2 separate regions of the Homo sapiens genome follow, and region 1 is linked to region 2. A link is a loop called in an ENCODE intact Hi-C map of the cell type or tissue named here. Cell type or tissue: pancreas. All regions are shown on one strand. Each heading gives the region's core, and the rest is flanking DNA. Links, peaks and the distances in the headings are about the cores only.

The links. Hi-C counts contacts between places; a loop is a spot of excess contacts. Peaks named below come from ENCODE experiments on the same cell type or tissue, not always from the same donor. Only the 100,000 strongest peaks of a DNase experiment are listed, where the experiment ranks them.
Region 1: it touches region 2 in a loop (4-fold over the local background); 93 of 110 quality-filtered maps call a loop at or near these places.

The regions. Positions count from the first base shown.
Region 1 is chr12:117,836,133-117,839,034 of GRCh38, forward strand. All of the region lies in intron 3 of KSR2 (kinase suppressor of ras 2), which reads right to left. All of the region lies in intron 2 of LOC105370011 (a long non-coding RNA gene), which reads left to right. Among named protein-coding and RNA genes, the nearest start is that of KSR2, 130 kb to the right of the region's middle. RefSeq lists an enhancer at 87-632. In pancreas, for the core only: a CTCF peak has its summit at 1,295 (motif pointing left); a DNase peak (open chromatin) is centred at 1,299.
Region 2 is chr12:117,358,930-117,361,831 of GRCh38, forward strand. NOS1 (nitric oxide synthase 1) reads right to left here and starts at 2,697. Exons shown (of 29, transcript NM_000620.5): 1 at 2,583-2,697. RefSeq lists promoters at 2,198-2,902, 2,198-2,358, 2,583-2,655, 2,822-2,902. In pancreas, for the core only: no CTCF peak of the experiment used is centred there; DNase peaks (open chromatin) are centred at 1,712, 1,782 and 1,952; H3K4me3 peaks cover 501 bases.

The DNA.
Region 1 (2,902 bases), core at 148-2,647, 480 kb after region 2:
TTTTTTCTGCTCCAAAGTACTAAAAGGGGTCAGAACACTGTCTTCCATCCACAGGGCAGTAGCATCGTCAAGTTTAGGGCCTGATGGAAGTCACAGGCAACACCCTCAACTGTCGGTACCCATCATGGAGTGGACTTCAACAGCTCTGGGGCCCCGAGACCATTCAGTTCCTGTGGAATCTACCTTCCAGAAAGATACTGGAGGCAGAACAGGCAATGCCAACACCGTACTTATTAGGAAATGGAGAGAAACCTTTCACTTCACCATTCTCTTTGGGTTGTATGATTCCCAATTCACCCCAGCCAAAAGGAGCACAGCAAAGTCCCGCTCAGATGGAGAGGTTGTCCCAGACAGAGGCAAAAGCACACATCACCTCCCTTAAACATCACAACACTAAAAGACTCGCTATCATGATGCCTGTTTCAAAGACAGAGGTTCCGATAGGGAAGAGGCTGGACCCGTGGCCCAGGCAGGACTCACATCCCAGGCTCAGGACTCATATGCCTTCCTGACTGTGCCACAAACCAACCAGGGCAGCTGAATGACGCAGCCGGGAGGCCCAGCCCCTTGCCAACTGTGGCCCGTGTCTTTTTTATCAGTGCACCCCACTGCAGGGAATGTGGCAAGCACCAGAACACTGATTTCAACTGAAGCAAGTCCAGCCACTTCTCATCGTAGCCATTCTTTAGACAGCCTCTCGGGAGGGCTCCCATGCAGCTGGGGGTGCCCCAGGCCGGGCCCCAAGCTCTTTCCAGATGTCTCCCAAGGGAATGAAGCCACTGCCTAGAGTTTTTTCTGTCGCTTCGGAGCTCCCTTTGCATCTCCACTAGTTATTATTTGGAGGCTGCATTTCAATGTTCCTTCTTTACAGTTCATTTTCTCCTCTTAATTGGTCTTGCAGTGTGGCAGGGAGACCAACGCAAGAGCATCATGACATGAATGCGGAAGGAAGGTGAGTGGCAGCAAGGCCCCGTCGGAGTAGGCTGCTCTGATAGATGCCTCTGCCGTTCACTAGGGGCCAGCCGGGAAAGAAACCCAGGGTCTCCCCTGGCTTCCAGCCTGCCTGCCGAGAAAGCTCGGTCTGTGAAACAGAATTAAGCCAGCATTAGTCCCTGCTGTAGCTGGGTCAAGCCCTCCTCCTCTCTCAGACTCAGTTTTTCCTTACTTAAAAGTTGAGATGATCAGACCGAGGTTCCTGCCAGTTTCTACATTACTATGCATCTTGTGCACCGATTTCAAGACAATTTTGACGTCTCCGCTAAAGGAAGCTTATCGGGCAGCGCCTCCTGGTGGCCAAACATGACACTGCGCCATCAAGAGGTGGCCCTGGTCGTATGGTGTCCAAGAAAACACTGGGAGGAAAAGGCATCCCAGTGTCTACGGCCAAGCAGCTACGTGCCCCTAACTTTTTCAAGCAAGGAGCCTAGGATTGAAAGCAACAATGCAGCCCTGACGCTCAGTTCCTCCACCCTACGTGATCATGATGGCACAAGGTCTTTACAAGTGGAGCTTGAAAAATCTGTCAGCCCGAGCCACTGAGAGCATCCTGGTATCCGGTTACAAAGCTGGTCTGCCTCATTTCTCCTCCACAAAGTACCAGATAGAGAAGGAAAGAAACAAAGGCGCTAAAGAAAGAAAATGATCAGATGATGAAGCTAAACTGAGCTCTGTTCCCAAGGACAGGGCTGATGTTGGGGGTAGGGAAGTACCGTCTCCCACCCTCCCAACTCAAAGCAACAGGTTCTCTGTGTGGGGAAAGGAGGACCATTTAAGGTTTCCTGTTTGAAGAGTGAAGTCAGTGGGGGAAATTCGGAGTGTAGGGCAACCCCACATTTCTGAATCCCATCAGGATGGTGGTCACACTCACCCAAAGAAAGCCACAGACTCCTATATAGGAGTGACCTTCAGAGAGTACTATCCAGACAGCATCTGTGTACAGCACTCCAAAGACAACGAGATGTGGTCCCCACTCCCCAAAGAACTCAGTCTGATGCAGAACAGACCCCAAAAGTCAGCACAATGGACCATGCATAACGTTTTGGGTTGGGTTTTTGAGACGGAGTCTCGCACTGTCACCCGGGCTGGAATGCAATGGCACAATCTCAGCTCACTGTAACCTCTGCCTCCCAGATTCACGCAATTCTCCTGCCTCAGCCTCCCAAGTAGCTGGGATTACAGGCGCACACCACCACACCCAGCTAATTTTTTGTATTTTTAGTAGAGATGGGGTTTCACTGTGTTAGCCAGACTGGTCTCGAACTCCTGACCTTGTGATCTGCCCACCTCAGCCTCCCAAAGTGCTGGGATTACAGGTGTGAGCCACCATGCCCAGTCAGGACCATGTATAATGAAAGTTTTGGGTGAAACTGATGTGGGTTTGAGCACAAGCTCTACCAGGTACTAGCTGTGTGACCCTAGGCATCTCACCCTCTCTGGGCGTGTGCCTCCTTCCTGCCTTCCCCTGAGCACTTACTATAGGAAGTTCTTGATCAATTACAGCCCCCTATAAATGTTGTACCACTTGTGCAAATATTCATTCACCCCCACTACAGAGTTCTCCACAGTCAATGCCTCCCCAGCCTCTTCATGTATTTATTGCCCTCCTCCAAAAGGAAGTTCTTCTTTACATCAGACCAAAATCTCCCCTGACTTAGACATGTATGTATTTGTTTTAATTGACACTCACTATTTCTAGCTTGGTCTTTTACAAAAAGGGTTAGCAAACATTTTCTCTAAAAAGCTTGACAGTAAATATTTCAGGTTTTGTGGGCCATACGGTCTCTGTCACACTACACAATTCTGATGTTGCAGCGTGAAAACAGCCATAGACAAAGTGGAAACAAATAGGTATGGCAGTGTTCCAATAAAACTTTATTTACAAAAGCAGGTGGAGGGCTGACTT
Region 2 (2,902 bases), core at 227-2,726:
GCAAAATGCCCCAATTAAGAAGCCGAAAATTGGGGTTGAGGTCTCGGGTAGTGCCACTTACCAGCTAGGTGACTATGGCTAGGTAGTTTGGTTTGCCCCACCTCAATTTCCGCAGCTGCAAAATGGAATTCAGATGGCTGCACTGGCAACCTGAAAGTTAAGAGGCTCCAGGTGAATAATACGTGTGACAGTGCCTTGGAGCTGTCAGTGGCAGAGCCGTGCGCCCCTCAGGGCGCTTCTGAAATCCAGACTAGTGGAAAGGGGCCGGGGCCCGCCGTGGCGGTGCTGGTGGGGCGGACACCCCCTCCTTCAGGGACCTGCCGAGGCTTCTCAAACCATCCGCTGAGATGCCTTGAGGGCGGAGAATGGACGCGACCCCTGCGCACTTGGGGAGCTGCCACAAGAGCCCTTTTCCTATTTTATCTTCAGTTCTGAAAAAATAACGGGGGAAAAAATCTATGCTCCAGAGAGCTGCGTCAGTGTTCCCTGGTGTTTACGAATTTCTTGCGTTTGCCCCGACCCCAATTAGAGAAGCACTAAAGAAAGGCAGCAATTTTCCCTCATTCCTCTCGGGAGGAGAGGTCTGGGGTCTCCTTTCTGCTGTCTCCCAATGTCGTGGGCCGCCAGAGGTGAGATGAGGCGCCTATGGGCGCGCTCGCCTGCACCGCACCCTTGCCTAGCGGCGTCCCTGGGGACCCTCCCTCCGTGGTGGCTGCGTGCGCGCTTTTCTTAGGCCTGAGCGCAGGGTTTGAGCTGGGCTATGGGAGTAGAGGGAAGAATCCCATGCGTCTTTCCCAGGATTACTGGGGTAGAGATGGAGGCGAGAGCAATCTTCCGCAGCCTGTAGTACCCTGTGGGGTAGACCCCCCGGTTCCTACTGGTGGGGAAACCCTAGACCTGCGTGCGAGTCTCCCAGATCCGGTCCCAGAGCATTACAATAATGGTTTTATATATATATATATATATATATATATATATATATATATATATATATATATATATATATCAGCAACACTTCCTGCGTTATGAACGCTTACCCTGACTTCATATTCACATTTATGATTTTTTAAGGTCCTCATGACAGCCCCACGAAAAAGGTAGTTTCTCCATTTTACAGATGAGAAACTGAGGCTGGGAAAGATGAAGAGACTTACCGAAGGTCACGCAACAAGTAAAGGGTCGATCTAGGACCAGAACCCAGGGGAGTCACTGGAAAGGTTCCTGCCCTCCTCGGCTGCCTTCTCCGTGAGAGCCTCTCCTCTCTAGATGTCTACCCCAGACAGCCTGATGCGGAGCTTGGAGAGCCATGAGCTCTCTGGTCACAGTGCCCTGGGGGTGGGGGCGAGCGTCTGGCGTCCTCTGGGGCGCAGTCCCGAGAGAGCCCCTTCCGGGACCTCGGACGCAAGGCCCCTGAGTGGCCCTGGAAGTTGGATCCCCCGGGGACCCTGCTCCGAACCCTGGCCACCTGGAAGCAACCTCATCGAGCGCTCCTTCCACTGCCCAGCCCCGAACCGTGGCGGAACGCGCCCCTCGGCCTCCCTAGAGCCTCCTTTGCGGGAGAAGCACAACTTTCCCAGGTTTTGGAGACGGCGCTCTTACACCCCAATCTCGCCCAGACGGAAGAAGTGAGAGGTGCGGGCGGCCCCGCCATGACCGCGGGAGGAGAGCGCAAGGAGGCTCCTCGCAAAGTTGGAGGCCAGGCCGGAGCGATGTTCCGGGAGCGGAGCCCTCCCAGCCTCGGGCCCCCAGCCGCGGACAGCTGGCAGTGCCAAAGACTCCGCCATTACCTGCGGCTCGCAGTTGCGATTCGGCCGCAGAGTCGGGCACCGAGGAAGGCGTAAAGTTGAGCTTGGGCAGGTACAACGGTCCCCAGGGACTGGCATCCCCCAGCCCGGGCTGCCCGCGGGAGGGTAGCGAGCTGTGCCAAGGGCTCCGCCATTACCGCCAGCGCACAGCTCGGAGCCAAGCGCGCGGCTGAGGAACGACTAGGGTCTTGCAAAGTTGGAGCCTGGGCGCGTAGACCCCCGGACCGGAGCCCCCGGCCTGAGGCCGCCCGCTAGGAGGAAAATGAGGCCGCCCGAACCAAGTTGGGACGCGCAGCAAAGCCCGAGCCTTCCGCGCACACCAGGGGCTCGGGCGGGAGCGGGGAGCCCTGGGGACGGAGAAGGGGCGCGGGACGCCTGGATCAGGAACTCACCTGACGCCGAGCCGGGCAGCGCCGAGGCTGCCTCTTCGCGCTGCGCACCCGCCCGCCCGCCTCGTACTCCTCCTCTTCCTCCCGGGCGCCCGCGGCCGCCGCGCTCCGGGTTCTGAATCCTCCGAGTCCGCCGCCCCGCGCGGCTGGAGGGCGCCGGTTGCACCCACTCGCCTCCTGGTAGGAGCCGCGCGCGTCCCTCCCCTTCCCCTCCGCTTTGTGCCTCCAAGATCCCTCCCCACCCCCTCTCCCCTAGCCCCCACTCCTCCCTTCTCTTCTTCCCTCCCCTTGCGTCCCCTCCCTCAGCCTCAGCGAACCCAAGTTCGGGACGGAGGCTGCGGGCTTCCCCGGCGCAGTGCTGGGCGCCCCGCGCGCGCCCCTGGCTCACCCCGTCCGCTCGGCCGCTGCTCGCTGCCCGGCCGCCCCTCGGAGGAGCCGCGGCGCTAAGTAGCTCCTCACCCAGCGGCTGGAAACGCGGCATAAATATGTAGGGACTGAGCCGTGAGCTCAGCGAGGGTCGTGAGGGGGAATTTATTTCTTAATGTCCCTCCTTTATCCTATCATCACTGAAACGAATTAGCAGTGACGTCCAACCCGACTGGTTTATGGGTGTGGGGAGGGAGACGTCGCAACCCTCATTAAAAGAGCCGCTCTGGGCTCCAAAGCATACATCTTTTATATAACCTAATTTCCATTTTTTTTTTTCTA